Regions from separate parts of the Mus musculus genome. Here regions 1 and 3 are each linked to region 2. A link is a loop called in an ENCODE intact Hi-C map of the cell type or tissue named here. Cell type or tissue: left cerebral cortex. All regions are shown on one strand.

Region 1 (8,000 bases), 860 kb before region 2:
TATTTCATGCAAAAAGCAGCTAGGGCAGTTCACAACTCAATTATTCAAACACGTCATTTCAGGGTAGATGATGTGTGTACGTTAGTGTGCGATGGAAGGGCTTATATGCACTGTCTAGTTTGCCCCATGGAATATTAAAAAGAAATAGAGATGAAATTTCAATAAATGAATAATTTTTGTTGTTTTATCAAAGGCATCCTTAACAGTAACTGACATTTTGACAATGAAACTGAAATAACCATGAAAAACGTTTCAGGGCATTGCTTCTTTCAGTTGTGTGCTCATAGATGTCCCCACCAGGGTCTTGGTGTGGTTAGTACCAACATCACTCATGACAAATGGCAAATCAGTATCTCACAACTGACCTGAAAATAGTCTCCCCTGATAGGAACCTAGGACACCTCTGGGGCACTGTGCCTAAGATACAGGCTTGAATTAGGAGTCCTCCCAAATGAACTTAATGTCATCTCTGAATTTTCCAATTCACTGAATATGAATTTTGTAATTTTACAGTAAATGTGGGCAGAAATAAGCAAGTGATTTAATATGTAATACTATTCCATGAGACATATGTTATAAATTGTTCTATTTTTATATTCTAAAAACATTAATGTTCAGAAAATGTTTTGCTCTATAATGAAAAGTTTTCAAGACTAGAACTAAATATTACTGTCAGTCTAAATAAGATCTATAGTATTCAAGAAAGGGAGGGACCTTTGATGAAATGCCTGACAATAGGGAGAGGGAACTTATAGAGCCCACCTCCAGCAGGAAGACAGGACATCAAGTGATGGATGGGGTAGCCATCCCACAGTCTCAACTCTGATCCCTAATTGTTCCTGTCTGAAAGAATTACAGGGATGGAAATGGGAGAGGAGTCTGAGGAAAAGAAGGTCCAGAGACAGACCCAAAGTGGGATCCAGCTCAAGTGGAGGTCCCAAGGCCTGACACTATTACTGAGGCTATGGAGTGGTCACAAAAAGGGACCTATCATGACCACATTCCAGAAGACCCAATAAGCAGCTGAGTCAGATGCAGATATTTGCACCCAACCAATGGACAGAAACTGCTGGCCTTTATGGTTGAATTAGGGGAAAGCTAGAAGAAGCTGAGGAGGAGGGCAACCCTATAGAAGGGCCAGCAGTTTCAACTAACCTGGACCCCCAAGATCTCTTTAACACCGGACTACCAACCAGGCAGCATACACCAGCTGATATGAGGCCCCCAACACATGCACAGCAGAGGATTGTTGGGTCTCTGTTCAACCAGAGATGATGTACCTAACCCTCAAGAGACTGGAGACCTCAGGGAGTTTAGAGGTCAGGTGGGGTGGGGGTGGGGTGGGAAGTGGGGACATCCTCGTGGAGACTGGGGTGAGGAGAAGGTACAGGATATGGAGCAGTCAGAGGGTGGATAGGGGAGGAATAAAATCTGGAGTGTAAAAAAATAATAGTAATTAAAAAAAAAAAAAAGGAAAGAAAAGCAAATGACCGTAAATGATGGTGAGTTTAGGAAAGGAGAACTCTGTTCATCACTGGCAGGATTCTTCTCGCTATTTCTGTAACACTAGTGTCCTGGCGTGATCATTCCTCTGTCTTTTTACTTCCTTCTTCCTCTCAGACTTGTAAAACACCTGAATGCTGATAACCCCAGATTCCAGCCTGACCTCTCTCAAAAGCCTTCCTCCCTCTCCAGCTGCCAACACAATGTTGAATTCAGACATTATCAACACCCTTGCTCCACAAACGTAAAGCAGAAAACATGACCATGTATACACACAAATATATATGCATTTATCTATTTCTACCTGTATATTTCTATCATCTCTATACCTTTCTCTATTTCTTTGTATTGTTTCTCCTTGCTAGTGGCACCATGGCCTGTCTTGTGCCACCCAGAAAACTTAGAATTAACCCTTTTCTTCCACCTTCCTATAAGGCTTACTAACCCCCTGTCAGCAAATTCTAAATGTATCTGAAATGGCCCCAGCCACTCAGCTTCATTGGTTGAGACCTACTTTTGTTTCTACCTTGCAGAAGTTTCCTCACTATTAAGTCACTCTTATTTGTCTTCCTAAGAGGTATCAGAGTGACCTTTCTAAATGTGTACCCAATGACACCAACCTTATGATCTGCTTCCTCTTAACAACTTTAATCATTTTCCAAACAACAGTAACTTTCAGAAGTTCTGCCTCCCTGAGCCTGGAGCCTGGGGTGGGAGGCCTTGCTCACTGCACCTGCAATGCAGCCACACCTAACTTCTCCCTGTTCCCAGGGCACCCACGTACTCTGACAAGTTTCAGCCTCTTCATTTACTTCTCTGCAGAGTGCTCTCCTCCTTCCCCTCCTCCATCCTTATTTGCCTGGACTCCACCATACTCCAGAGTTCTGCACTGAAATCTGTATCCCAGCACCTTCTAAGCCTTTTATGGCGTTTACTAAACTATGTCACAGCATGGAAGCATTTAACAAACCCACCTAGAGTAGTAGTGGACCCCCTAGCAGCAGAACTTTGGAAAGTGGGCTGAACTGCTGTCTGCAAGATGCTTGCTTTTCAAAGGCATTTAACAGAAAGCTTATAGTTATAAATGAGGGTTCGATAAGGTTGAATTTCATCTTATCTTTGCTTTGGTGACAATGGAAGTAGATAAGTGTTTTCATGTTTTCAATACAGACACTATTAATGAATCCTGTGTAGTATATTCTTAGAACTTGATTCCCTAAAAGCCAGAGTCTGAAGAAAGAAAGAAAGAAAGAAAGAAAGAAAGAAAGGAAGGAAGGAAGGAAGGAAGGAAGGAAGGAAGGAAGGAAGGAAGGAAGGGAAAAGAGACTTGCTAGTCTAGATTCTCAGTCACGAAAATGAGATTTCTAAATATTACTCCATACCCATACACACACCCAGGCTCAGGCCAGGTTGCTAATTAAGCAAGTTCTTACCATAATTACCTAGTCAGCCTTAATGGATTTCCAAGTTTTGCTGGGCCTCACTGGTCCTGTAGGGTCATTTTTTTTTCAATTGTTAAAACAGCTGCTGAGTTTCAAGCCCCAGAGGCTGAATTTGCAGAGGCAAACGCTCCAGAGTGAAGGCTGGGGCAGGCGGTCTGCGAGAGTCGCCTTCTACGCTTGCTTGCTCGCTCGCTCGCTTCCTCCAACCTCCAGTCTTCCAACTGAACACTCCAGATCACTAACCAAGCTCAGAGTTCCTCTCCATTGTGCTCCCCGGCTTCTGGACACTGAGATGGTCCCCCGTGCGCGTCTAGTCGTGCATCATTGTTGGGGGTCTCAAAGGCGCCCTCCCACCCCTCTCCCCATCCCCGGTGGCAGGGACCTAAAGAAAGCAATGTGTCCTGTGACACCACCCCCCACCCCCCCAACCCCCACCAGACTGCAACCCCACGAGGGTCTTGTGTGAGGAGTACTTGGTCGTTGGACCGGAATGTATGCGCGAGAGAGGCAGCAAAGGAACGTGTGTGTGTGTGTGTGTGTGTGTGTGTGTGTGTATGTGTGTGTGCGTGCGTGTGTGTGTGTGTGTGTGTGTGTGTGTGTGTTGCACGCTGGCGCGCAGCGGGAGAGAGGGCGCGAGGCACGAAGGGGGAGCGGCGGGCAGAGGAAGGCGGGGCAGCGGGCAGCGGCGGGCGGGCTGGGAGGGGCAGAGGCTCAAGCTCTGCAGTGACACCAGGAGCCAGCGCACACTCCTTGCCCGGAGCGGCGAGAGAGCAGAGCTTAGCGAGCCGCGTATGAGCCGCCGCCTCTGTGGCTGGTGCACGGGGCTCTGTCTCTGCAGCCCGCGCCGGCGTTTAGCGAGCCAGTCGTCCGGCAGTGCCAGCTCCACGGGCGCGTTCAGTATCCTCCCGCCACCCAGCGCCCGCACTGACCAGCGCTGTCCTGAGACCCCCGGGCCGGCGCCGCCGTCTGCGCCACTTCGCAGCAACTTCTGCGGCTGCGTGTCGCCGGCCTTCTGCTTGTGTTGGAAGTTTGCAGCGCCCGCCACAAAGTTGGGACACTTGGGCATTACATTTGCCCTAGCGTGCACGTCCCCTCGGTTCGTGGATCCTGGTATTTGACATCTTGGTAGGATCCCCGGACCTGGGCTTTTTCCGCACCACACACCCCCCGGGAAGAAGAAAAAAAAAACCAACCAAACTTTCTTCTTCCCACTAGAAAAAACAAATTCTTTAAGGTAAGGAGCAAGATCGAATCTCACCTCCCCGGGCGCCTTCTTGCGCCGGTGCGGACCTGGCCCGACTGCATTTGCATCTAAGGGCTGGTTTATGGTCGGGGTTGAGGTGCATCCTCACACAGGGAAAGGAGCGACCAGAGACTCTCTAGAACACGGACGTGGGCAGCTCTCACTGAGTTGGTCGGTCTGTGGCTGGGTCTCTGATGTATTTGGTGGGCAGACAGCGGCAGTGCTGGGGAGGTGGACACGCTGCATCGGGCTGGAGTGGAACCCCGGAACCGCCCGCTTTATCCTAGCCCTGACTAGACACTGACTTTGGCCGGTTGGCGGTGGGCTCTTGCTTCTCTCCCCGGGTTCAAAGTCCTCCATATGTGCTAGTTCTGCGGGACTGGGTGTTGGGGCGGGAGGTGTTCGGGGGCACTAGCGTGGGTCTGCGAAGCTTACAGGACTCGCGGAGTGGAGCACGGAGGTGGGCTCCATGCAGACGGTGGCTGCTCGGCGGTGGAAGGAATCTTCTGGGACTAGCCCAGCGACCCCGCGCTTTCTCCTCATTTGTCCTCTGCCACGCAGACCAGCATCCTTAGAGAAACTTCCCTAAGCTGGGTGGTCTAGGTCCCGCTCATACTTTCCGAAGCTTAGCAGAGTAGCTACGGAGGTCCGGACACCCTCCTTCCACCACAGCGGCCACCCTGTGTGGTGACCTCTCCAGTGTGTGTGTGCCGGCCGGAGCTCTCTAGTCCGAGCCACCTTTCTCCTTGTCGCGCGGGCAGGGAGCCTGCGGAGTTAAAGCGCTAGCTTACAGACCCGCTCCGCTCTTCCCTGGCGGGCGCTTCGCAACTGTGATTTGGTGTGCTCTTTCATTTTGTCGCTCGAGCTTCATTCTCAAACTCTCTTCCCCGTCCCAGGCCGAGGTGTGAGAATTCTTGAAGTCGGTCGCTCCAGCTGCAGAAGGGTGGCTCGGAGCTGGCTCACTCCAATCCCACAGGTCACCACCCTCCTCCTTGTCCCTGCAGGGCGCTGTCCATTATTTGCTCTGGGGACCGTTAGCTCCCTGAAACCAAGACCTGGAATGGGAGAATAAACCTTTAAAAGTCTCTGATATATATAAACAGAGTTCTTTTAAGTAACTTGGGGTGGCAGTTTGTTTACTTCTTTTAGTCCCGCTAAATCCCAAGGAATGCTTTATTTGTTTATTTGCCTTGAGCTGAGGGGTCTCCAACACATAACCTTCTCATTTTCTCTCTACCCCTCTCCCTACTTGCTTTGTGGCCCGCTTTTTCGTTTTTTTGTTTTCTTGTTTTGTTTTTGAGAAGGGGGTCTCCACACCTCCCCATCTCCTCCTGCAGGGTTTCTAAGTGCCTTTGAGACACTTGGAGGGGGGTGTTAATCAATGGTAATAAATAGGACCCCCCACTCCATTTCCTGAACCATTTTAAGCAAGTAAAATCCTCTGCGAGCTCAAAGAAGTGAAGATAAAACAGATAAAACATCCCTCCCTCCCGAGGGAGCAGTTACTGAGGATTGGATGCTGCGTTTGAATTGTTTTATTATCCTGAAAGAGTGATTGATGGATGCAAGAGGCAATGCGCATTCTAAGCAGAGTGTGCTAGGAACCTTCGGTATTTATTATTATTCATTATTAAGTATTAAGAGTGCTAATAAGGCCATCACCCCAGCTGAAGTCAGTGTTTACACTCACTTGGTTTTATGTCAGTCTCTTATTACAGTGGTTTCTGAAAGGGCCAACACCACAACTGTATTCATTCCACACACTCATTCCGCATATGGGATTAATCAAACTGTCAAAAAAGATACTGTCGTTTTACCAGTTTTAACTTGGGATGTTGTAGAGGGCTGCAACCCTATGAAATGTCATTTTCATCGCTTTGACTTTTCAGAGTTTAAAAAACTTGGCAACATAATTAATTATGGTCCCAATTCCCATTTTCAATCTAAACCTATATTCAGGATTATATTAAAATATCTTATCACTCATTTGCTAAAAGCTACTCTTGTGAAATTACATTCCAATTTGGGAGATGGTGGAGCAACTGGGAATGTGCCCCCCCCCCACCACCACCAAGTTAGAGATTAGTACTGTTTCAAATTTCCATCAAAAGCTCTTCTTCCAAGGGTTGGAGTGATGTCTCAAAGGTTAAGAGCTTTTAATGCTCTTGCAAAGGACATCAGTTCTAGTCCAGCAGCTACAGAGATCAACTCATAACCCACCCCCCCACCCCTGCAAATCCAGCTGTGGTTGGCACCTGCACTTCAGTGCCTGCATACTCATGCACAAGTGGCGGGCAGACACACACACACACACACACACACACACACACACACAAGAGAGAGAGAGAGAGAGAGAGAGAGAGAGAGAGAGAGAGAGAGAGAGAGAGAAACTTTAAAACTCCTCTTCGTCACTTAGAGCCATTGTTCATTTCTTCTCTACATAGCTCTTTCCTGACTGTCCTTAATCTTCACCATACACTTGAAACCCAACAGCTTGCAACTTTGTATTCCTATTTTCATTTTTATATCAGAATCTTTTATTCATTAAAGTTTTATGTCAAAGAATCAGGCAGAAATATTCTTTTAATTAGTAACCATATAAAAAAGAAGCTAGACCTCTGTAATGGGCCTAAATCGTTATGAATTATATGTGCTTTATTATGCATTTATTTAAGTAGAAATAAAAGTATCCTTTAATCACTTGAGCACACAGCTTTTATCTCTGAAGATGTAACAAAATGTGTAATTGCAAACCATCCTTGTATGAACAAGGGATGCCTGGCTTTTATTTTATTTGTACTAGGTCTTAGCATCCATGTGCTAAACTATGAATCTTAGAGAAAAAAAAACTCACATCATAATTTTATCATGTGGTGCAAGGGAACGTAACATCCCAAGCAGATGAAACAGGCCATCTTCATGTAATTTAGGGACTTTCCAGTGACATCACGAATTTGGCCTTTCTGACTTTAGGCTTTCTTATATGGACTTATTGAAGTGGACTCTGCTTGTGGTGGGGAAAACCATGTAATTTAAAGCTCTAACAAATTATGTGCAATGTAAGAAAGGTCTCAGTGTTGGTTTCTTAGCAGTTCTATTGTGCCTCTAACCAGAGGTCAGAATGATCTATCTGTTTTAAAGCTGGCTGTATCAGTCTCACTATGGTGAGAACGGAAGCTTTTCAGGTTAACATAAGAACAGATTTTGAGTAATTAACAGAAAATGTGAATGCCATGTGAATCCCACATAATTGCACAGATTCTATTATTGTTGTGTCTCATCATCAGTTTCCCTGTGATGAGATGGTTGATGCTTTCTCATAAGTGTTCATTTTCTCACTGTTTTCTTGTCATGTCTTATTGAAGGAACTGTGAGCCCCAGAAGCACACAGTTACAGAACAGCCCCTGCTAAGCACCAGGAAGAACATACATGCACAGTTCCTGTACTGCTTCAATTGCAAGCACAACCAACACTAAGTCACTAAGCCACTATGTTCTCTCAGTTATTTTGGAGTGATTATTCTAAAACATATAATTTGTCCATCCTCTGTTGGCTCATTCCCTGGTTAGTAGACACAGCACAGATGAGTTGTTTAAAAAGTAACAACACAAAGCAGTGGCTTCAGAACTAATTTTAAAGCACAACTCTCCCAGTATTTAAATATTCCCTTAATAAGCATTCTATATGAAGGCTAGTGAGACGTCTCAGTGACTAAGAACACTTGTTGATCTGGCAGAGGACCAGGTTTCAGATTCCAGAACCCATCTAGTGGCTCACAACTGTCTGTGATTCCTTGTCCATGGAATCCAAT
Region 2 (8,000 bases):
AATTTCAAAACAAAAAAACCAAACAAACTAAAAAGCAAATGAGTTCTAAACTCAGAGAAAAGGTAGTAAGTGCTTATTAAATGTATCTCACCACTGAAGGAGCTGAGGGGCTTTGCAGCCTCCCCCACCCCCCTTCCCCGTGGAGGAGCAACAGTGTCAACTGGCCAGACCCCCTGGAACTCCCAGGGACTGGACCACCAACCACGCACCCCAGCTGCATATGTGGCAGGGGACAGCCTTGTTGGACATCAGTGAGAGGAGCGGCCCTTGGTCCTGTCGGGGTTTGATGCCCCAGTGTAGGGGAATGCCAGGGCGGGAAGGCGAGAGTGGGTGGGGGAGCACCCTCATAGAGGCAGGGAGAGGGAGGATGGGATAGAGGGTATCTAGAGGGGAGACCTGGAAAGGGGTTAACATTTGAAATGTAAATAAAGAAAATGTCCAATAAAAAATAGTATCTCACCTTTTAATTACTTTGTAAATCCATACAATTGACATAAAAAATGAAAATTTAATAAGACATTTTCAAAAGAATTTTGCATAATTACTAACATAACAATAAGGAAATCAAACAAGTACTTTCCAATTTCTACCTTTTAAAAAAAATCCTTCAATGACAAAACACATAATTAAATTAACATATGCTAGTCAGACATTCACTGTTCTAACAAATATCTGAGAAAATGCCCGCTTAAAGGAAGGAGTATTTGCGTTGGCTCACGGGTTAAAGGTTTCAGGTCAGTACTTTGAGCCTAGGCAAGGCTGAGCATGAGGAGCACGAGGTCATGCGGAACAGCTGGTACCATGATGGACAGACAGAACAATAGGCAGGAGAGGGGAAAACAAGTGCATTATCCTTCGAAGGCACCCACAGCAACCTATGACTGCAACTGTGCCCCACCTCCTAAAGCTTGCACTACTTGCTAATATCCCATCAACTGTGAACATAATAACCAATTAATGTGTTAGTAAAATCAGACTCCTTGTGACACACCCACCATTTGATAGAGCCACCGGCCGGGGAGCAAGCTTTGAACACATGAACCTTCAAGACACTTTGTACCTAAACCACAATACCAACTAAGAAAATAAGTATCAGACTTTATATCATTCTCCAAAATTAATTAAACCAATATTTAAGAACTCAATGAAGGGTACACACAAGTCACAGTATAGTTATTAACATGCAAATGCTAGATACTGTGTGATGTATCTGTACTAGAGTCTGAGAGAGAGACAGAGACAGAGGCAGACAGAGAGAACCAACTGGGCCTGGATTAAGCTTCTGAAGTTTCATCCCCTGAAACACACTTCCTCTAACAAGGCCACACCTCCCAACCCTCCTAAGCAGTGGCACTCCCTGACGTTTAAGCATTGAAATACAGGAGCTTATGGGGATTGCTTTTATTCAGACTACTTAGTTACCTAGCAAGTAAGCCCTCTCAGCTAGTACCACGCCCTCAAGACTGGTCACTCAAATATGTGAGCCTGTGGGGTCATTCCTATTTAATCCATCACAATAAGTTTCATTTGCATTTTTAAATATATGCACCTGTATTCTATATAATATATTCTAAATGTATGTATGTGTGTTCACTTTTCCCTCACCAACGATTAAATACGCATAAAATACTAGGTAAGGTTGGCAAGATGGCTCAATGAATGTCCAGTCTGACAGCCTGAGTTCCAAACCCAGAACCCACATGGTAGAAGGAGAGAACTGAGTCCTACAAATTGTCATCTGACCACCACACATGCACACAGCCCCTCACCCCACAAAACAAATAAATATAAAAAATGCAATGTAATCATCACCAACATGATAAAATTGCACTAAATGCCATATGAATAACAAATAACAAAACATGGTAATGTTTTCTAATAATATGCTACCTATTTTTATTGTAAAAATTTATATTAGTTTTCAATAATATTTAGTACTTTAGTTTTACTAAAAAAATAACCATGTATACAATTAGATCACTAAAATTATAAACTGTACCAGAATGGAATGCTGACTTTTCAAAGCCATTTCTGGTCTGGAGGGATGGCTTAGTGATGACCAGCGCTAGCTGCTCTTCCAGACAACCTGAGTCCGGTTCCCAGCACCCAAGGCCTTTGGCTCACCATGGCCTGTAACTCCAACTCCAAAGGATATGACGCCCTCTCTGGCCTACACAGACATTTCACTCACATGCACAAGCCCACACGTGCACATAAATAATAATAAAAATAAAACCTTAAAAGCCACTGCAAATTAATTAAATGTCATCATTAAACTGTATGTTTTCTTTTTTTGTTTGTTTTTTGTTGTTGTTGTTTTTCGAGACAAGGTTCCTCTGTATAGCCCTGGCTGTCCTGGAACTCACTTTGTAGACCAGGCTGGCCTCGAACCCAGAAATCTACCTGCCTCTGCCTCTCAAGTGCTGGGGTTAAAGGCGTGCGCCACCATGCCCGGCTAAAATGTATGTTTTCTTGTTCAGCACCTGAGCCAACAGCAAGGAATTCTTAGGAAGGAAGTATGAGGAATGAGAATAGGACTTTAAGAGATTTACACTTGACAATTTAATCATTAAAGACATGTAATATATGTGTACCCATTACGCATACTAAGTAAGCCCTAAGAAATGATTGACTTAATTCTAATTCTTCACATAAAATGAAAATTACTCAATGTAAGACAAAACTATGGGGTTAAAAGGTAGCTCAGTTGGTAGAGTACTTTTTGAAGAAGTCCTGGTCTTAATTCCCAGCACTGAATAAATATGGCAGGATGATATATACTTGTTATTTTAGCATTCCGTTGGTGGAAGCAGAAAGCTAAGAAATACTGGCTATAATTGGCTACGTAAAAAACTTGATGCCAGCATGGCATACATAAAAGCCTACTGCAAGAATAATACAAAAAAAGAAACCAAGTAACACTAAGTTTTGTGACAAAAAAATTAAAAAAATACTTAAGCCCATATAATAACATTTCTAGTGTGTAAAAATACTATTTTTAAGAAAAAATTAGCAGATTAAAATTTTTCTATGATATTTAAAATAAACCGCTTAGTTTCAAGACCCTTATTTATATATATTTCCAATACGTATGATGCACATATTTTAAATTCTAAAGAGAATATAAATCCGCAGTATATTACAATTCAACATGTCATTCTGCGGTTCACTATCAACACACAAATGCCTAGAAACTATTAATCTCTGTTTTTTCTCCCTTGGTGCACTGAAGCCTTCATTTGCATTGTTTTTCAAAGGTTGCATTGTGTGGTTAAACACTGCCCTCTTCTGGTATCTGGGATTAAATGTGTATCCACACAAAATTCTTTATGGTTTATTACTGCAAAATTTCTTGACAAGTTGTGTGTGTTATTAGTTAATAAGTAAATGTTTTTAGCCCAAATCAAGTAAACTTTTTCTCAAATCATAACCACAACAATAAGGAATCTCATTTGCATTTTTCAAACAAATATGCTATAAAAGGAGACTAAACTAGGGAGTATACATTCTCTAATAAATCTGCCACTAACTAAAAACTGGATCTTGAATTAACTGTGCAACCACTCTAGATCTACTATACTATAATTTGATTAAGTCATTAATGGATTTCTTCAGCCTCAAACTTTATGTGCTTCTAGATTTAGAAAAAAAAAATACTTATTTTAATACCAAGGGGGGGGGTCAATTTCTATTCCTCCCTGTTCAAACATTCTTACCCTAAATAATACACAGCAAGAGTCTACAAAATTGTGAGTCAAAGTAAATATGAGAAACTGAGAATTTTTCAAGTATTTTATAGTATTGCTTTTAATAAATGGGGAGAGAGGTAATGTTAAACCACGCAGTCAAAAGGAAATAGGAAAGAAATCAACCATCAAAGATTCCAGATCTTTTAATGTTTCTGAAATAAATTAGATTAAGTCCAACCACCGTTTGGTAAGAAAGAGCTAGTACCTCACTTTTATCTATACCACCATTTCTTTCCTCCTCATATGTCACAGTTTCTTTCTCTGATGTATTGTTTATACAACTTCCCTGGCATCTGTTTAGTTCAGGCTCTAAACCTTCTTCTTTCTTCTCCTTGTTCTTTCTTCTTCTTCTTCAAAGATTTATTTATTATTATTATTATTATTATTATTATTATTATTATTATATATAAGTACACTGTAGCTGTCTTCAGACACACCAGAAGAGGGCGTCAGATCTCATTACAGATGGTTGTGAGCCACCATGTGATTGCTGGAATTTGAACTCAGGACCTTCGGAACAGCAGTCACTCTTACCCACTGAGCCATCTTCTTAAACCTGCATATGATAGTATCTCTAATAGTCAACTGGTTTCAAAATGCAGTCTGAGTACCAGAGTTAGAACCATTTAGCATAGTTGGAAGATGTGCCATCTCCTGGACACAATACTACTGTACAATATTAAAACTGTAGCATGAATCCCATATGTAATCGTACATGCTCTGGTATAGGCCTTAAACGATCAAAAAGAAAGTACATATGACTAAAAACTTAAAAGCAAGCTAATTGCAAAAAAAAAAAAAAAAAAAAAAAAAAAAAGGAAATCAAGTGTCTCTATCATTTAAATCCTTTGTGGACTTATAAAATCTATGTAGTATAGAAAAATAAAGACATTACTAAATGATTATTAGTGTGTGTGTGTGTACACAATTTGCAGGGGTTCGCTTCTCTACTTGGTGACAAGCATCATTAAGCTTCTGTCCCACCTAGTTCCCTTCATCATATTTAACAAAACCAAAAACCAGGTTCTCCCAGACTTGAAACTATCCTCGAAGCTGAGACCATGCTTCAGGGATGCTCAGACCACGGGTTTGACAGGCAGGTAATCTCAGGACCATCTCTGGGCCGCTTCTAGGTCACCTCATCCGAGGTCCTGCACAGTACGGACCTTGTAGGTCACCAGGACCTGGAACAAGACGCCCCAACCACTCTGCGCTTGCTCATTCGGTCAGCCAGCGAGGGCGGAGCCAGGGCCGGATACAAGTCGCTTTGGGCGGGGCTTTAACCCGTGGTGCAACTGGGCATAGGGCGGAAGAGCCGATGTGGAGCGGAATGTTGAAGAGACCCGGCTCTCTAATGTGGGAGGGGCTTAGGGAACAAAACGGAAGCCTGAGGCGGCCTTAGGGAGGGATTCGGAGTTACAAAGCCAGCCGGAAACTGGCGACGTAGGTGGGGCTTAGGGCTCATTACGCCTGCGCACCGAGCAACCGGCGGGCTGCGTAGTTATTTTTGAACCGGGTGGCGGGGAATAGCTTAGAAGCCATTAGGGCGCCGTCTGCGGTGAGGTTGGTAGTGTTCTCCGTTCGATCTAGTGATGGCACAGCAGCTCGCCCGAGAGCAAGGCATCACCCTGCGTGGGAGCGCAGAAATCGTGGCCGAGTTTTTCTGTGAGTGCTGAGCGCAGCCCCCGCCGCCAGAGAGAGCTGAGGCTGAGCCGGGCCTTAGGACGCGCGCTAGGACGGAACCACGGATCCTCCCGGGGGCGGGGAACGCTGCACCACCCAGCGCAGGCCTGGGCCTCCTGGAACCTAACGGGGCTGACCTGGGTCATCATCTTACTCGCTCTCTGAAAGCTGGGGTCTGTGTTGACATCCTCTGACCACATGCTCTGTATTTACACTTAGCAAACCTGCGAAGTTGGACATTGCTGGGTTAAAGGTTTTCCGTGTCTTTTTGTGCCTACTCTGCTTTCTGGGAGACTTAAACGTTATTACACGGTTACGGCTTTATTTCTTTCGTTTTCAGCATTTGGCATCAACAGCATTTTGTATCAGCGTGGCATTTATCCGTCGGAAACCTTTACTAGAGTGCAGAAATATGGACTCACCTTGCTTACAACTACTGACCCCGAGCTCATAAAGTATCTCAATAATGTGGTGGAACAGCTAAAAGGTAATCACGTTTTCAGTGTGTGATCTTACAGGTTTGTGTCCCAAGTAACTTAAAGCAACATGCCTTCTCAAATGTCATTCTCAACTGGGAGGAAGCAAGCAATGGAGGGAATCCCCACCTCTTTTTAAGTAGGCTGAATGTCTTGATGTTAGGAATCTTTAAGCTGCTTTAAGAGTGGGTTTTGTAGGTTAACCAGTTGCAGCAAATTGGAAATTTTACCCGATTAAAAGGATTTCGCCATTCTGTGTTTTGCTTTGTAGCTCCCAATGAAATCATACAAAATACCAATTCTAAAAGCATTGCAACTGCCTTTTTTTCTCTTTGAGTTTTATTGTACGTGAAAGGGTGTTGTAGTTTGTTTTAATTGTAAATTCATTAACAGTGTTTATTGCTTTTTTTGTTAACTTCAGTATTAAAATGGCCTTTTGGTGGCCACCTGAACATGGTTAGCTTGGCATCTGTCTTTAAGGCCGTTTTGTTTTGCTTTGCTTTTGAGACAGGTCTCTTTATGTAGCTCTGGCTGTCCTTGAACATGCTATGTAGACCCGGCTATCGTTGAACTCACAAAGATCAGCCTGGCTCTACTCCCAAGTTCTGGGACTAAAGGCATTTGCCACTGTGTCCAGTTTAAGGCCAGACTTCTAAACATGCCTTGCTATTTGTATCCATAGTAGAGTATTCATCAACACTTGTGCAGGTTGGATATGAATTCACAGGCAAAAACGGCAGGGCTTTTAAGCATAAGATCTGCTTTGAATTCTGGTATCTGTGGATCCTTTTACCCCCTGCAGCTCACTTACTTGCAAGGATGATAGTTTAGAAACACAAGGCTAATTGGTCACTCTGTCCAAAACACAGTTGTGGCTTTCCTGATTCTTAAAAGTACAGTTTCATTAATTTAACTTGTAAGATTTTATATGACATAGCATCTTGACTTTTCATAATTATGTAATTTATTTACTTTATTGAAAAGAATTTACTTTTCAATTAGTCTGCCCATGTATGCATGTATATACATGTGTGTGTGTGTGTGTGTGTGTGTGTGTGTGCAGGCGTGCATGCATGCCCTTCCCATTTAAAACCTGTATTTGCCTCTCCTTTGTACAGTTAGTGTAAAAACTAATCTTTCCCTCACCTACCAGAGTAGTCCGATTTTTTATGCTCTTATAGTGTCTCTGTTGTGACCAGCCACCACAGATGTGACTGGCGGTGGTTAGATGAGTATATGTCATATGCTCTCACTGGGAATTGCAGAGAAAGTACAGGTTCACGGTTCTGATGCTCTGCCTTCTGCCTATTAGTAATATGGAGAATTTAAAACTCAGCTAAATTATTAGTGGAGAATTGTCTTCCTTATGCAAGAAAGGAAGTTCAATTGTGAGAGTTCTGTAAGGCCGAGAGTGGGTCTTTGGAAGAGAGTCTCTGTCATAGGCTAGAGTCTGAGCGCTGCCTTGTGTGTTGCAGAGTGGCTGTACAAGTGCTCAGTTCAGAAACTGGTGGTGGTCATCTCAAATATTGAAAGTGGTGAAGTCCTTGAAAGATGGCAGTTTGATATTGAGTGTGACAAAACTGCAAAAGAGGAAGGGTAAGTATGAGCTGAGTTATTCCTACCTTAATTTGTTTTTATGTTGTTGCATGAGTTCACATTGTATTGAACTGATTTCTTACAGTTACTGTCTATGGTATGTTTTTAAAGATACTTTTGTTCTTTTGTTAGCTTGTGAGGGATTTCTTTTTTTTTTTTTTTTTTTTTTTTTTGGTATTTCGAGACAGGGTTTCTCTGTATAGCCCTGACTGTCCTGGAACTCACTTTGTAGACCAGGCTGGCCTTGAACTCAGAAATCTGCCTGCCTCTGCCTCCCGAGTGCTAGAATTAAAGGCGTGCTCCGCCTCGCCCAGCTGTGAGGGATTTCTGAGTTCCTCATAGCCTGTCAGGGATTGTGTAGATAAGATACTTTCAGCATACTGCCTTTGGGAAAACCCCATGAGATTAGGCCTTCGTGTTTGTGGTTATACCTGAACCTCTCACAATATAATATATGTGGGCCATGTAATCACTGGCTTAAACGTACAGGAGATGA
Region 3 (8,000 bases), 880 kb before region 2:
GGTGGCTGAAGCCATGCCCGGTCCAAAGTGAGGCTTCTAAAAAGTGAGGGTTCTACAAAGTGAGGGCTCTAGGAAGCAAGGTTCCCACAAGGCTTGCTTCTGTTCATGGCATACCAGAAGTAATGGACCAGAAAAAGAAATAAGTCTCTTGAATTGGAAGGAGAAAAGAAATATCCTTGTTTATGTAAAAAAAAAAAAACCCTAAACCCTCATCATCAACAACAAAACAGTATAAAAATAAAAAATAAATGAAATAAAGTGGCCAAGTACAAAATTGGGAGTATGAAAACCAGGGTATTTCTGTGTATGAACCATGAGCCATTCAAAAGAAAGCTTAGGAGAAGAATCCTATTCATAACAGTAAAACAAGCAAGACAGACAGACAGCAAGCAGGCCATCAAGCAAGCCATCAAGCCATCAAGCAAGCCATCAAGCAAGCAAGCAAGCAAGCAAGCAAGCAAGCAAAAACCAATAAATATGGGGAGGCAAGAAGGCTCAGCAGAGTTTCTTACTAAGAAAGAAGGAAAAAGAAACCAACTCTACACCCAAATTCTTGTCTGATCTCTACTTGTTTGCCACAACAGAAGACCTGGCCTATAATAATAAAAAATTAAGATTAAATCAAGTCCCAGCTGGGTGTCCTAGTTAGAGTTACTATTGTTGTGATGCAATTCCATGACACAAACCAAGTGAGAAAGGAAAGGATGTATCTGGCTTTTGCTTACACATCACTGTTTATCACTGAAGGAAGTCGGAGCAGGAACTCAAACAGGGCAAGAGCCTCGAAGCAGGAGCTGATGCAGAGGTCATGACGGAGTGCTGCTTACTTACTGACCTTTTCCTCATGGCTGGCTCAGCCTGCTTTCATACAGAGCCCAGTACCACTAGCCCAGGGATGGTACCACACACAATGGGCCAAGCTCCATCAATCACTAATTAAGAAAATGTTCAGCAGCTGGATCTAATAAAGGACTTTTCTTAATTGAGGTTTCCTCCTTTGAGATGTTGCTAGCTTGTGTCAACTTGATATAATACTATCCAGTACATTGGACATGCTGGCTCATACCTACAATTAATTCCAGCATTTGGGAGCTGAGGCAGGAGGCCTGTGAGTTCCAGGTTCGCCAAAGGTACACAGTGAGACCTTGTCTCAAAACAACTTCTGTTCTTCAGAATAGTTCAGTAAAAATTTCCAATAAATGAGACAATGGGGGGGAGGGGGAGCTGGTATTAGGGGCAGGATAAGCTTCATGGTAAAATACTTCACTAGTCTGTGTGAGGCCCTGGCATTTGATCCCCAGTACCCTCTTTGGTCTGTAAAAGAGCAATTTCTATCCATCAGCATTAGTAGTAAGTAGTATTTCTCAAACCACTTACTTAAACCACTAGCTTTTCCTATGAACCAACTTGTTTTCTTCACTCCATTGTCACATCTGGATTTTGTTCTTTGCCTCATTCTACTGGTTCCTGGGGATTTTATTTTATTTGCTTACATGGATCCCACGTCACCTTCCAATTTACTAATCTGTAGCATTTCGTTTTCAAAGTCCTCTTCTACCAGAATCACTCAATGAGCTGTTTTCAGGATTCAGGAGTATTCATGGCAGTTTCCTTGCAGCTCATATGTGGAAAGGTACTGACTAGTGACAAAGACATTCATCTAGCTACATCTTGTCCATCTCGGTGACAGGACCAGGCTTAACTCTTTTTTTTTTTTAGATTTATTTATTTATTATATGTAAGTACACTGTCTTCAAACACTCCAGAAGAAGGCATCAAATCTCATTACGGATGGTTGTGAGCCACCATGTGGTTGCTGGGATTTGAACTCAGGACTGTTCAGAAGAGCAGTCAGTGCTCTTAACCGCTGAGCCATCTCTCCAGCCCCCAGCCTTAACTCTTGAAGCTTACAGAAAAGACATTCAAGGACCATATCACTTTTTAGGAATGTAAGCTTGCATTTGTTGTTGTTGTTAGCCTGAAAATATAGGAATCCTTAAGAGAAACAGTAGCTCATAAGCCTAAACCCAGGCTAGAATTGGTCTCAAGATATAAAAACAGATGCAGTAACTTTCCCCTTAAACTGGGGTGTCCCTTCTGGTCAGGTTGTAGGCTATGGCTTGAGTTGTCTTTGTCCAGCAATGTAGTCAAGAAACATCATTTGTCTTTCAGATCTTGCCATGAGAACTCAGGCTGTAGATTTTAATATTTGTCTGGTATAGTCATTTTGGTTTTGAAACAAAATAGAAGTAAATAATAATCTAACCATTTGATCTTTCAGAATAGAATTAATTCTGTGTCTGCTTCATAGAACCATTCATAAAGAGTTTAGGTTTTAAGTACACCGACAGTGGAATAAAACAGGGGAAAAGACCTGTCACTGCAGGGTTCTATCTCCCAGCATTCTAGTTACACTACGGGGTTTTAGTCTACTTTTAGAATGGTTAGAGACAGACAACATTCAACAGAACCAATATAAATCTTTAACTGGGCTAGTAGTTTGGAATCATTGGCATGGTTGGTGTTTTATTTAAACGTTTGAACAGTGATCATCTGAGGTGAAGTGCTTTTTTTTTTCTTCTCCTCCTCCTCCTCCTTCTCCTCCTCCTCTTCCTCCCCCCCTCCCCCCATCCTCCTCCTCCTCCTTCTCCTCCTCCTCCTCCTCCTTCTCCTCCTCCTCCTCCTCCTCCTCCTTCTTCTTCTTCTTCTCCATAGTTCACTTTGGACCAGGTTAAGTTTCAGGATAAAGAGGCTTACTTGACCACTCTGCTAAAGCACACTTTAGTGTCCACACAGTAATAATAAACACTGTCCAAGTGAGTCATGAAAAAGTAATCTTGTCATGAAGTTTTTAAACAAGACACATTTTAAACAAGTTGGTTTGTTTCTGGCCACAGTCCCACTGGGCCTTTTGTGTGGCTTTGGCTCGTTTTAGTCACAAATTAGACAGACCTATACTAAGTATCAGCTTATTCCTAAATATCTGAATTTTTTGTTTTTCTGTTAATAACTTTGACTTCTACCTTGTTAATAATATATCTATTATTATTTTCCTTTAATATTGATCCCATCAAAGAGAAAACTAACATTTGGATTCAAAGGTTTGTTTCTAAGTCAAATGTCCACTAGGTGGAACTATTGTCTCAAACGAATGAGACTAGAAAACCTATTTCCAACTTTCCCTGTTGTTAGGGCATAAAATCTAAAGGGTGATTTCCTTCTCTTTCCCTGGTATTTTTTTTTTTTTAATATAAGCAACATTAGCACTTTGAATGCATGCCATCTGACAGCTGATATTCAGAACTGCACCGCCGTGAAGACTTCAACTAAGATGGTCCAATGCTCAGTCCTCCTGGGCACTATTCTCTTTCTTAGGCTTAATAATAACAAGTAAAAATATTTTGCTTAAAAATTTGCCTTAAAACTAGAATTTTGGAAGACTTCCTTAATAAACCAGTAATTAAAACCTCACAGACATGTAAATATATAAAAATACAAAGTACCAACCAAAAAGTTGAGGAAGCCCTCAAAACTGGAAACATGCCCACAAAGAGCAAGTTCTAGTGTCTGTCCCACATGTCTGTCAAATTTGCACAAACTACCCCTGTGCATTAATTCACACACTCTTACCCAGCACACACAAGTTTACTTAAACCACTTACTTTACTTAATGCAAATAGCACATAGCAAAGTTGGAGAGCACATTTTGTTCTTATTTGAAGTTTCTGTCCTAAATATGAAAATCTCTCCTTACTAAAATTTAACATGCTTTGCAGTAAATTAAATTGAAATACTTACAATTTTTAACATTTTATTAGATATTTTCTTTATTTATATCTCAAATGTTATCCCCTTTCCTAGTTTCCCCTCCAAAACCCCCTATCCTATCTCCCCTCCTCCTGCTCACCAACACACCCATTCCCACTTCCCTGTCCTGGCATTCCCCTACATTGGGACTTCGAGCCTTCATAGGACCAAGGGCCTCTGATCCCATTGAATTTTTAACATTTTTAAAAGCTCTTATATTTGAAGAAAATATTAATTTTTAAAGTTTTGAGATATAGTCTCCTTTACATTTACAGTCAAAATAATTTACCCAATAATTTAAGAATCTTAAAAACTAACAGAAATTCTCTAGTTTCCCTTTAAATCACTTTTCGAAATGGAATTTTGAACATCAGATTTTGATTTGTTTTATATACAAAAACCAAAGTAGTGGACACTCAGTAAATTTCTCTATCCAATCTGTTTTTTTTTTTTCCACTCTGTGGTTTTGAAAGCCTATAAATTCATGTTCTAGGTTGGATGTTGGTCTCCCAAGAACACGTTGCTGTAAATGCAGACAGCAGGCCCTGGGTGAGAGTCCCCAGCACCAAGAACATGAAGCATGTAGCCCTCTGCCACAGCAGACAGAGTACAACACTCACTTTCTCACCCATCCAGCTACTTCACCATTTATTGACCATTTCTATACAATTATTTATAGCTTTAGAAAAACACTCAACATTTCTATGTCTTTATTTTTAGTATGCTACCATATCTTTCTAAATTCTCAAAATTCTAACTTTCAAATATGGGGAAGAAAATCTCGGACTTTTTATTGTATTTTAAAACAAATCCAAGCCCCTAGGTCTGAGACTCATGGCTTTCTTCTATACAGCTCCAACTTATATTCTGAGATGTACTACATATATAATGCTGCACTGAAATACCTACTCATCATACCCAAAATACTTTTTTTTTTGATATTTTCTTTTCACTGATATTTTTCTTCTACTACAAAATATCTTCCAGCTTTTTCACATATTTAAGATAAATCTTCCCTAATCTTTCCTCTTTTTGGTTTCCCTTTTTAATCTCTCTCTCTCTTTTTCTCTTTCTGTCTGCTTGTTAGTCTTTCTCCTTTTGTTTCTTTGTCTTGTCTATTTATCATATCTATCTATCTATCTATCTATCTATCTATCTATCTATCTATCTTTTTTCTTTCTTTCTCTCTCTCTCTCTCTTTATCTTCCCATCCGTCCATTTATCACATCACCCCACATCACATCGTATCTGTCTGTCCATCCATCCATCTATCCACCCATATATCATAGCATATTATATCATATCATATCACATCACATCACATCACACCATGTATCATCTATCATCTTTCTATTCATTCATGCATCCATCTATTTATCATAGATCTGAATATCTGAGATAAGGTCTTGAATCACAGAATACCAAATTCTTGGTATGTACCATGTAGCCAATACTGGCCTGAAATCTTCATCCTACTAAATGCTGGCCTTTCAGTGACACATCACCTTAATTGGCTAGATCTCACCTTCTTGATAAGGGTCAAGTCAATTTCTAATCAGGAACAAATGGTCTAGTCTTTATCTTTTGACTGCTTTGAGTTATCTTTCAGGTCACTTATTGGTTCTACTCAGTTGGTTCATTTTCAACTTGACACAAACTAGAGTCACCTAGGAAGAGGGAAACTCAGTTGAAGAATGACTTCCATCAGATTGGACTCTGAGCTATCTCTGGGAATTTTTAAAATTAAACATAGCATGACGGCCAGCCAACTGGAGGTGGTGTTGGGCTATATAAAGAAGCATAATGAGCAATCCATGAGGAGAAGGCCAATTAACAGCACTTTTCATGCTTCTGCATCAGTTCCTGTCTCCAGGTTCCTTCCTGTAGTCCTACCCTGACTTCTTTGATGGTGGACTGTGACATGATGGATATGTAACCACATGACTCCTTTTCTTCCCAAGTTGCTTTTGGTCATGGTGTCAATCACAACAACAGAAAAAAAAATGGAGTAACATTTGCAAATGTTTTGTTTTCTGATAATCCATTTTCCACACTGAAGGAAACAAGAGCTTGATAAATACTAATCTAATTATTCCTTTTTTGAACAGATGAATTACTCTCATGATTTGAAGGACCAAGTCCAAATACCTTCAGATGGTTCTTAAGAGTGAGCATACTATGACCACTACCCATTACCTTCAGCCATTTTCAGCTCAATATTCCTGTGCCTTTAGCTTGACTTTCCTCAACTTACAATGGACTTTGGCACCCTTGGGTCTTTACATATATTCTCACAACCACCTTCAATCTCACTCCTTAATGCCAAGCATGACTAAGTTCCCATTCACCACACTTCTGAGCCTGCACATCTTCCACAGCTACTAGTATTGCATCTTTGTCCAAAATCTATCCTGTATCCTTCCAGAAGCATCCCACACTTTATGGACAGTATTTAACTGGTTTTACCCATTTCCTCCCCTGTGTGCTAATAAATTACTTTGCAGAGACTATTTCATGTTCAGCAATTATCAAACTGTTCTGTACCCAGCAAAAAATAGCATATGTTTAAAAAGTCTGTGGGGATATAATATTAATATATATACATAGGCACATGTATATCATATGTAATAAATATTTTAAGTAATCAAATTTATTAGCTTTTTGGAGAAAAGGAATTCCATGGTTGTTTAGATGGTTTTATACTGTGTTGTTGTAAACCAATTATGATATTGTATAAGCAAGTCAGTAATAAGTCACATGTGTAGACTAATTTTATCACATTTTGTTTTTGCGAGTACACAGACGGTATATTTATACTGGTTGTCATATCTTGACATTTAGGTCATCCTCATGTAACCAACAGTGATTTCTAGAAGTGATAGAGTAGATGCATTGTCCCAGAGAAGATCTGTGCATTAGCGCATGTGCATTAACCTATAACGCTTACACTAAGAACGTTATTTCTCATTGGTTATACGGAACTCCTGGAAAAGTCACTTTACTCCCTTCTGAACTACCCTCATTGTTCACAAGTTGAAGTTGTCATTGTGGTTCAGCTTAGAGATATACATCAAATGGAACATGTTTTAACTATCCTAAATAAATAACCACATAATAAAAAATCAATAAACTGCAGTTGTGCTTACTTACTGAAAATGTCTATCCTAACCTGGGCCAGAGCTAGGCAGAGGGTCATCCTCTTCCACTTCCACTAGACCAAGAGAGACCCAAGTGAGGTAAGGTAGTACTTTAAAATATTTCCCACCTCAGCAGTAGATTCCCTATCTAGCATGTGTAGAGTTACTTGTCACTCATACTCCCGTGTGTGCTGTCCCTTACACCCTGTTGCTGTTCCTGACCACTCCCTTCCCACAGACTGTGAGACATCCTTTGCCAGCCCCTCATGTTACCATTTCTGTGACACCATGGGAATTTTTAAAAATATATATATTTGGTGGGGTTGTAAGCAGACAAACAAAGGTAATGAAGTGTTATATGGAACTGCAATATAAAATAAAAAGTCAATGAACAACTTTTTTTTCAGGAAATTTAAATCTTCTTTGTTAATATCATTTTGTTCAATGTGCTTTCAAGGGTCCCGGATAATTAAGGAGGAAATTCTGAAAATATAGAGTTTGAGAAGAGAATATCTGGTCACAAACATTCTGGATTTTTCTACCCAACCAGTCTAGTGCTACCCTTGGGCACAAAATTGGCTGATATAGCAAAAATATACTCTCAATAAGGCAAGCAAAACACACTTTCACGGAAGTAGGCTTTACCTCTTTTTTAACCTAACATACTGGTTATATGACATTTCTGAACCTCAATGTCTCCATCCACAATATATATATAAAACCCTGTGCCTGCAGTGTTTGCTTCATAGGCTTCTTATTAGTCCCAGAAGGAATTATGGGTATGAAAGGCTTTCAGAAACTGTAAAAGGCAACCTAAATATGAATAGAACATATGGTTTATTTTACTTTTAGGAGATAACACACACACACACACACACACACACACACACACACACACACACACACACACTAATGCTGCACAAACTTCTAGGATTGCAGAAATATACCAAATGGTAGGCAAGTCTCTCCTGTGAGTCCTGAGCCCTTCAGATGGGCTCTCTTAGGACAAGAGAAGTGATAATGTTCTTGTTTGCCCTCCCATAGGGCTACATATGT

What was found. Peaks named below come from ENCODE experiments on the same cell type or tissue, not always from the same donor. Only the 100,000 strongest peaks of a DNase experiment are listed, where the experiment ranks them.
Region 1: a loop joins it to region 2, with 3 times the contacts of the local background. A loop is called at or near these places in 3 of 42 quality-filtered maps.
Region 3: a loop joins it to region 2, with 7 times the contacts of the local background. A loop is called at or near these places in 21 of 42 quality-filtered maps.

What each region holds. Positions count from the first base shown.
Region 1 is chr6:65,667,923-65,675,922 of GRCm38, forward strand. It overlaps Ndnf (neuron-derived neurotrophic factor), which reads left to right and starts at 3,689. Exons shown (of 4, transcript NM_172399.3): 1 at 3,689-4,179. It overlaps Gm36144 (a long non-coding RNA gene), which reads right to left and starts at 3,325. Exons shown (of 2, transcript XR_869148.1): 1 at 2,937-3,325. In left cerebral cortex, no CTCF peak of the experiment used is centred here; DNase peaks (open chromatin) are centred at 3,099, 3,790 and 5,034; H3K4me3 peaks cover 2,253 bases; H3K27ac peaks cover 294 bases.
Region 2 is chr6:66,530,186-66,538,185 of GRCm38, forward strand. Mad2l1 (MAD2 mitotic arrest deficient-like 1) reads left to right here and starts at 5,036. Exons shown (of 6, transcript NM_001355624.1): 1 at 5,036-5,414; 2 at 5,773-5,919; 3 at 7,384-7,504. The coding sequence starts at 5,342. In left cerebral cortex, CTCF peaks have their summits at 3,291 (motif pointing left), 4,406 (motif pointing left) and 5,283; DNase peaks (open chromatin) are centred at 3,273, 4,347, 5,094 and 5,900; H3K4me3 peaks cover 1,782 bases; H3K27ac peaks cover 986 bases.
Region 3 is chr6:65,648,457-65,656,456 of GRCm38, forward strand. No RefSeq gene overlaps it. Among named protein-coding and RNA genes, the nearest start is that of Gm36144, 19 kb to the right of the region's middle. In left cerebral cortex, a CTCF peak has its summit at 3,109 (motif pointing right); a DNase peak (open chromatin) is centred at 3,132.